Linked DNA regions of Homo sapiens: region 2 is linked to region 1. Evidence: read pairs that join two places in POLR2A ChIA-PET (ENCODE). Cell type or tissue: GM12878. All regions are shown on one strand. Links, peaks and the distances in the headings refer to the core of each region. The heading gives the core; the rest is flanking DNA. Region 1 has its middle 19 kb from the start of PCGF5. Region 2 overlaps XLOC_008559 (a long non-coding RNA gene).

The links. ChIA-PET counts read pairs that join two places held together with the same protein. Peaks named below come from ENCODE experiments on the same cell type or tissue, not always from the same donor. Only the 100,000 strongest peaks of a DNase experiment are listed, where the experiment ranks them.
Region 2: POLR2A ChIA-PET joins it to region 1 with 10 read pairs; 2 of 35 experiments call an interaction of 5 or more read pairs at or near these places.

The regions. Positions count from the first base shown.
Region 1 is chr10:91,199,138-91,203,535 of GRCh38, reverse strand. It overlaps a transcript of PCGF5 not described here. Among named protein-coding and RNA genes, the nearest start is that of PCGF5, 19 kb to the left of the region's middle. In GM12878, for the core only: no CTCF peak of the experiment used is centred there; a DNase peak (open chromatin) is centred at 1,955; H3K4me3 peaks cover 1,437 bases; H3K27ac peaks cover 3,614 bases.
Region 2 is chr10:90,978,577-90,982,974 of GRCh38, reverse strand. All of the region lies in intron 3 of XLOC_008559 (a long non-coding RNA gene), which reads right to left. LOC107984252 (a long non-coding RNA gene) reads right to left here. Exons shown (of 3, transcript XR_001747547.2): 2 at 2,132-2,400; 3 at 1,699-1,755. Among named protein-coding and RNA genes, the nearest start is that of XLOC_008559, 33 kb to the right of the region's middle. In GM12878, for the core only: no CTCF peak of the experiment used is centred there; no DNase peak of the experiment used is centred there.

The DNA.
Region 1 (4,398 bases), core at 95-4,094:
TGAAATACAGAATACTGAAATAAGATTGCTAATTTAGAAATAAAACTAGTTACTATCCTATAGGGCAATAAAACTATAACCTTTGGGGTTATCTTCTTTATCAGACAGAAGTCATTTGCAGGGGATCAATCTACAAATTAACATCTAACTTCATAGAATCTGGATCCTAATAAAAAGTAAGTTAAACAAAGGAACACTTTCCTAGAGAATTACATGATCCTTGGCTGGTGTCTTAAGTGCTCCAAGAAAACGCTAAAAAGACATGCAATCATCCTGTGCCTTATTCCCAAATGTTGGATAATTTTCCTAAACATTTTAATATGCAACAAAACCTTGGCTATACAAAGCCCTGCTGAATGGGTTAGTCTTGATAGTGGCATGCTCTAGAGACCTAAATTAGCCCTTAAAATGCTTAGTACCAAGGGGTTTGCTGGTAGATTGTGGCTGAACACTTCCCCTGCCCCTACCTCCATCAAGGCTGCAAAGTCACCATTTTTGTTTGTTTGCTTTCTTGCTTTTTTAAATCATGTTTGGCCTGTATTCTGCATCAGAAAATTTGCTGCTTACCCTGTATTGTTTTTAGTCATTTTCACAAACACATTTCTTTACTGTTTTTCTTCCTTTGAAAATATCCCCTCATCTGAACATTAATCATGTCAACCTTTTAAGCAAAGAATGATCTAACTCCTTCAACATAAATACATCTAAAAGTTGAGTCACAGTTTGATAGTAAGCATATTATATAGCATAAATGGCCAATCTTTTCGCCTAACTACCCCTTGCCCCAACATTAAGAAGCACATTGAAAATAACTTACTATTTAAGATCAATAATTAGTTAATAACCTCTATTTACTGAAACCAATTAAGTACAAGAAGGAAGTTTTCAAGGCTTCTAAGGAGTCAAATATAGTAACAACTTCTGGCTGTATATTATATTACAGTATCCCTCATTTAGACTCTTAATAATTAACAGTAACGATGACTACTATGCAATGACTACTCACTATGTGCCAAATACTGTGCTAAGAGCTTACAAATTTATCCTATTTAATCCTCACAACAATCCTGTTAACTACTTTGTATTATTTGCCTCATTTTTCAGAAGAATAAACTGAATCACAGGGAATTAAATTAACTCTCTCAAGGTCACAATGGTGGGTTTTACTGAAATCATTAGGTTCACAAAAATTAATCAGCTTAAAACAATCAGATCACAACGGTGGTGGATTCAAATCCAGGTTATTTTGCTTCAGAGTCTATAGGCTTAACCACCATACTACATCAAAAAAGACAGAAGAACCATAAAAACAGATACATCGACCATCATCATCATAGCACTTATACAGCACATTTTATACGAAGGCATGGTTCTAAGCAGTGAACATATAAAAACTTATTTATTTCTCACAATAATCCTAGGGGGTGAGTACAATTATTCTTCTCAATTTGGGAAAGAAGAAATTGAGGCAAACAGTGGTTACACCTGGTCACAATGCTAATAAAATGCAAGGCTTGGATATAATCCTGGACAGTGTAGCTCCCAAGTCCAGGACCCTCCCTTGATGCCACCCTGCTTCTTCTAACAATTTCAAAAGCATAGTGCCAGTAAACAGTCCTAACACTTCAGAAACTCTGAGGTTGGAAATCACCACATTAAAGCACAGAACCTTAACTAAATGTTCATCACTATGATCAAAAGTCATCAAGAACAGATTAAAAGGTTTTCATTCAGCCTTGTTAAGAAGGCAAAAAAGTAACACACTTAAACAAAATTTCATCCAAGATGGGTTTCTTAAAAAAAAAAAAAAAAGGTTTTCTGGAAAATGAACTCAATACAGAACAAATGAGGTGTTACAGTAGTGTTAAAAAATCTTTCTGCAGACATTGTTTTTGTTCTTGCTGCCTTGGGGTTTCTCAGAATTCCCTCAGGGGCTGTGGGTGGAGGGAGGAGGGGAGAAGATAGTTCTCCACTCCACCTTCAAACACATAACTCTGTTTACGTATTTTTTTTACACATTGGGCTTCCTGGTAAGCTTTCACTTTGATGGGACCTAAGCTCCTGTTTATGATTTGAATGAGTTCCCCAAATTTCATGTGCTGATAACTTAATCTTCAAATTCATACGTTGATGGCATTTAGAGGTGGGGCTTTGGGAGGTAATTAAGATTAGTAATGTCACTGGGGGGACCATGATAGGACTAGTGGCTTTACATGAAGAGAGACCTGAGCTGACACACTCAGCCCCTCACCATGTGATGCCCAGCTCAGAAGGTTGCAGAGGGTCTCCACCGGCAAGAAGGCCCTCACCAGATACCTCACCCTTGGATGTCCCAGCCTCCAGATACGTAAGCAATACATTTCTTTCCTTTATAAATTGCCCAGTCTCAGGTATTCAGCTGTAGCAACAGAAAACAAACTAAGACAGCTCCCATGAAAATGTGGTCTAAGTGGGCAGCTCTTCTCACTTTTATAAAACTTTCCCCATCACCTCCCTGGTGTCTCAGGAGTTCCACTTCACACTATTTTTCCATTTGCCTCTTGAATCTTGTGCTTGCCCAAGCTCTGACCATTCTCCCACCTGACCCTCCCCCTTTCCACTTCCCTCTGTCAACAGTAATCACGAACACAGCTAATGTTATCAACCTCCTACACAGCAAGCTCTAGGTTAATATTTTTACATCAATTACTTCATTGAATGCTCTCAACACCCTTATGAATTGGGTTCTATAATTGGCCCCACCGTATACAGGAAGAAACCAAAGCTTAATTTGCCCACTGTCCAATGACCACAAAGTGATGAATATAGGATAAACTAGATTGCCCACTAGAAAGGCCCCCAACTCTTCACCAGTACACAATCCTGCCTCTCAGCCTCTGCCAATTATGTTCAAATCTCCCACTGAGACTGTGTTCAAGACTCAATATCTTAAAAACAAAACAAAACAAACAGCACCTTCCCTTCTGGCACAGTCCCTTATAGCAGCACCTCAACAATGACAAATGCAATGCACAGCTTTCAATGCAATCTCATCCATACCTGTTGATATTAATGCTTATAAAATCTTCTCTTCTTCTTTCAAACATATATGCGCACTTCCCAGAAAGGGGCTACATCCCCTGTTCTTTCTATACCCTCACTCTCTCTTAACTAGATTAGTTGAACAATTTTGGGCACCGAGTAGGAAGATATTAATAATCAGCATAAAGAACCCTGGTCAGTAGTCAGGATACCAGAGTTCTGGTTCAGTTTCAGGCAATCCCCTATAGCAGACACTGTCACTGTCTCCTCCTCCCTCTTATCTCCTCCACGCTCATCTCTACATGCTGAAGGCAGCCTTCTTGAACACCTGTGGCTTTTATTCTGGCTCTGGGAGCAGGCTGGGCCCTCTCCCACAGTGAGGCAAAAATGCAGGGAAGTTAGCATCTCCAGGAAACAGCCCTCAGTCAAGGAGGATGGATAGTTGATGGGCAAGTAACCCAATTTCCCTGTCCTTTGGGTAGGATAGCCTGAAGCGTGTAGACTAGTTCCTAGAGTTCCTTAAACGGATTGAGCTCCAGTTGCCCACAGCAGTAATTCTCTTGAAACTATACCCTTTATTGCTTTCTTTTTCCTCCCTGTCCCACTTCTCTACTTTCCTGTTGATATTTCTTGGGAGAACCTCTCAACTAAACCACTTACTCTCAAATTCTTGTCTTGGGGTCTGTTTCTGGGGAAACCACACTAAAATTTATTCTCCTTTGTTTATTTACTCCACTTCCCTATCTGTCAAACAAGAGGGTTGCATAAAGGATTTTTATGGCCTCTTTGGACTCTAACATCCTAGGATTTCAATGAACTCAATCAAATTTCAGTATTAAACTAAAACTAGCCTTGAATGTTACTTCTTAACTAAAATACTGCATCATATTTTGGAGCCGTGGCTGAATTTCACGTACATTAATGTGGAAGATGCTGGGAAGCAGAGATCAGATCCCTCTTCAGAGAAGCCTTTGGGCTGCACTTGATGGGGATGTTGTTGGCCTCTTGCAGGCATGTCCTCAGCTGCAAAGATCCTCCTTGCCCAAGGTCACTTTCCCAAGGATGCAAGGACTGAGGGATGCTGGAGTATAAAGGCCTGGCCATCTTGGCCCAAGTCAAGACAACTCAGAGGAGTCATTCTAGTTCCAGAGCTCCTGCCATGCTGGCTCTACAGCTCAACTCCTTTTCTGCCCCCCTTGCTGCCTTCCCACCCTTCAAAGGGCATTCCCTAATAAACATCCTGGATACAAAACTACACCTGGGAGTCAGCTTCCCAGGGAACCCAACCTGTGACAAGTACATTTTCTACTTGTTTATTATGTCATAAAATTCACAGACTCTGGAACTTTGCTTGTGGAAGCAGGGATGATCCCTTGA
Region 2 (4,398 bases), core at 253-4,252, 220 kb after region 1:
TATGTGTTCGCCCAAGTCCTACTTCTGAGCACAAAGGAAAGCTCATTTCCGAGCTTCCCAGCCACTAGATGTCATTGACTGAGCCCTGCCAGTGAAGTGCTAGGCTGGTGATCAAGGCCACTTCCATGAATGCATGGAGCAGAGCCTTCCTCACGCCTCCCTCATACAGCCATACCCGACTGTGATGGGCGAGGAGCAGATCCTTCCTCACGCCTCCCTCATACAGCCATACCCGACTGTGATGGGTGAGAAACAAACCTTTATTGTGTTACTCTAGCGAGATCTGGAGATAGTTTGTCACAACACTCAGAATAGACTCTTACATCACGGTTGGAAATACTAACTTTGAGGAATTCTTAGTTTGTCTGTCTACTATAGCTCAAAGTTCAGACTTTGAGAATATTTCTTGTTGACCATAGATGTGCCCAGAACTGCTCTGATCTAATGCAATGCTTATTGTCTGGTGTTCCAAGAATGGCTTCTCTGTATGCAATGCTTGAGTTATCTATTTTTTAATATGCTACCTGAGTTTCATTGCATAGCAGGGGTTTAAGTTATGTAGCTTAATGATGGAGTTATGTTCTGAGAAATGTGTCATTAGGCAATTTTGTCATCGTGCAAGCTTCAAAGAATGTACTTACACAAAGCTAGATGGTGTAGCCTACTGCACACCTAGGCTATATGGTGTAGCTTATTGCTTCTAGGTTGCAACAGCATGTTACTGTACTGAATGAATACTGTAGGCAATTGTAACACACTAGTGTTTGTGTATCCAAACATTTCTAAACAAAGAAAAAATACAGTAAAAATATAGTACAAAAGATATAAAGTAATACACCTACATAGGACACTCAACACGAATGGAGTTTGCAGGACCAGAAGTTGCTCTGTGTGAGTTAGTGAGTGATGAGTGAATGTGAAGGCCTAGGACATGACTGTACACTATCGTAGACTCTATAAACACCTAGTGTACACCTAGGCTACACTAAACTCATTAAAAATTTTTCTTCAATAATAAATTAACCTTAAAAATTAAACTATAACTTTTTTTTTTTTTTGAGACAGAGTCTTGGTCTGTCGCCCAGGCTGGAGTGCAGTGGCACCATCTCAGCTCACTGCAACCTCTGCCTCCCGGGTTCAAGCAATTCTCCTGCCTCAGCCTCCTGAGTAGTGGGGATTACAGACACCCACCACCACACCTGGCTAATTTTTGTATTTTTAGTAGAGATGGGGTTTCACCGTGTTGGCCAGACTGGTCTCGAACTCCTGACCTCACGATCCACCTGCCTCAGCCTCCCAAAGTGCTGGGATTACAGGTGTGAGCCACCGCACTCAGCCAACTATAACTTTTTACTTTATAAACTTTTAAATTTTTTGAAAGTTTTGAACCTTTTGTAATAACACTAAGCTTAAAACACAAACACTCTATGGCTGAACAAAAATATTTTCTTTCTTTATATCTTTATTTTGTAAGCTTTATTCTAATAAAAATTTTTAAATTGTCTTTTACTTTTTAAACTTTTTTAAAAACTAAGACACACACACATTAGCCTAGGCCTACGCAGAGTCAGGATCATTAATATCACTGTCTTCTACCTCCACATCTTGTCCCACTGGAAGGTCTTTGGGGCAGTAACAGGATGGAGCTGTCATCTCCTATGATAACAATGCCCTCTTCCGGAATACCTCCTGAAGGACCTGCCCAAGGATGCTTTACAGTTAATTTTATTCCTTTATAAGTAGAAGGAGCACAGTCTAAAATTGCAATAAAAAGGATAGCATAGTAAATACATAAATCAGTTACACAGTCGTTTATTATCATCATCCAGTATTATGTACTGTACATAATTGTATGTGCTACACTTTCATATGACTGGCAGTGCAGTAGGTTTGTTTACACCAGCATCACCACAAACACATGAATAATGCATTGTGTACTACGTTATGACGGCTACTTCACTAGACAAGAGGAATTTTTCAGCTCCAGTATAATCTTATGAGACCACCATAGTATATGTGATCTATTGTTGGCTGAAACATCGTTATGCAAAGCATGACTATATTAATAGTTCATAGCATTTTGGTACACACAATGTGAAGAATTCTTCCCCATTGCACAAAATTCACTCACCCCTGGTTCTTCTCTGCTTAGCAGTATCAAACGTTCTCCAAGCTCAGACTTACTTGTTCCCATCTTGGCATGTGAGCCACATATACCTATAGGCAAGCCTGGAAGATATCAGCCTTCTTGGACCTCCCATGGAAGATCCCTGCTATACATCTTCAGCAGCTGCACACCATCAGGACAAGTTCTTCATAGTGAGACATCGTCAGCTGCCCATAAACTGAGACCACTTCTAGACCCAATAGGTTTAGGAACAGCTCACTTACTTTTGAGAACTGGCAAAAAGGACAAATATGGATCAGTGAACAGAGCATGGGATTAGGTTGTGACCTGCATTTTAGTTCAGGCTCTCCCACTAACTTGCTGGGTGACTTTGGACAAGTGGAAACTTCCCTTGGCCTATGTTCCTTGTTTTCTCATCTTAATATACAGATAATAAATATTACTTTCTCTGGCTAACCTGTCAGGGCCCTTTAATTGTTACAAAACAAAAATGTATAGCATACATAGAAACATGGAAAAATTACAGTGGGAAAAAATATTAAAAATTATTTTAAGAAAGCTCATTTATAATCAGATAGTTATGTGTTATGGGCTAATCAGACCTCTGCCAGAAAGAGTTGCTTTTTGAAAATGGACATTATTTTCTTGGGGTCTGTTTGACAGTTTTCCCACCTTAGTGCACATATGAAACTGGAACAATGATCTGTGAGTAAGAAAGACATCATCAGTTTTCTGGATAGCTTGTTAGATTAGAGGTCTTGGTCAGTTAGTACTGCATTCCAAATGTCTACTCAACAGCATTAAAGTCAAGTTGGCCTATAATGAAAACTATTAAAACCAAGATTGGACAATTCCATGTCTATGAATTTATCTTATGAGTAGATAAATATGAGAAATGACACACATAAGAGGATATTCACTGTTTGGAACAACAAAAGAGTAAAAACATCTATATTTGCACATAAGGGGGACTGGTTAAGCCAACTACGGAAATCTGTGCTCTAGGAAAACGTATAGCTCTATGAATGCTGGAACTCTGATACACTGATATGGAGCATTCCCCAAGAAATTTCATTAAGTTAAAATGCAAATTGCAGAACAGTGTGTAACATACAATACCATTTGTGTCAAAAATTTTTAAAACATGTATTTGCTAGAGAATGCGTAAAATATCTCTGGAAGAATATGAAAATGCTGTTTTTATTGTTTGCCTCTGAAGAAGAAACTGCATTAGCTAGGAAAAGATTATGAAGGGGCCATTTGTGTTTTTTACATTTAAAATCATATGAATATATTAACTATTCAAAACAAAGCAAAAATAAAATCAAAAGCATGATTAGATCCAGTTCCTTTTTTACAGTGATTGGGTAATTGTAGTAAATATCATAAAATGTACTATTTTAACCAGTTTTTAGTGTACAGTTCGGTGGTGTTTACTACATTCACACTGTTGTGAAGCCATCACCACCATCCATCCATGTCCAGTTTATTTTTGATCCAAAGCTGCTGCACATTTCCATAGAGGACAAGAAACTTGTGCTTCCCTCCCCAGGAGGAAAAACTAGAATATTTCTGACAGCTTCTCTATCCTTTGCTCCCCTCTCCAAGGGTAGGTGAATGACTAAGCTGATGATTTGGAAGAAGGACTGAGGTTTAGCCTTTTCTGGGTTTTCTCTTTCACAGCATCTTGCTTCAGGACACATACATTTTCTGCTCCTCTAACCAGTAAACTTACTTAGGCAGATCTTCCCTCTGCACTGGAAGGCCTGCAGATCTGAGAAGGTGAGGACAATTTGGGAAGAAGGTGTGGGAAGCTCATTTGGGGTGGCTCAGAAAGGTAAGCCCTAATGTGTCCAAGACTGATTCTCACTCATCAGCCTTCTAGAAAAGGAGCTGGATGCAAAGCTCCTTGGAAATGAATTATAGCTGTGGGTGGAAGGCAGCCAATCCCAGTGAATCCCAAGGGTTGGACCTAGCCTCCTGAGCAGGCCAGGAGAAAGGCAGTGGCTTCCCAATCATGAATGCTGGGGGAACAGGTCATGCTAATGTGAACCCAGAAAATTTGAGACAGGTCTCAGTTAATTTAGAAAGTTTATTTTACCAAGCAAGGTTGAGCACACGTGCCTGTGACAGCCTCAGGAGGTCCTGACATGTGCCCAAAGTTGTCAGAGCACAGTTTGGTTTTATGCATTTTAGAGAGACATGAGACATCAATCAGCATATGTAAGATGAACATTGGTTTGGTCTGGAAAGGTGGGACAACTCAAAAC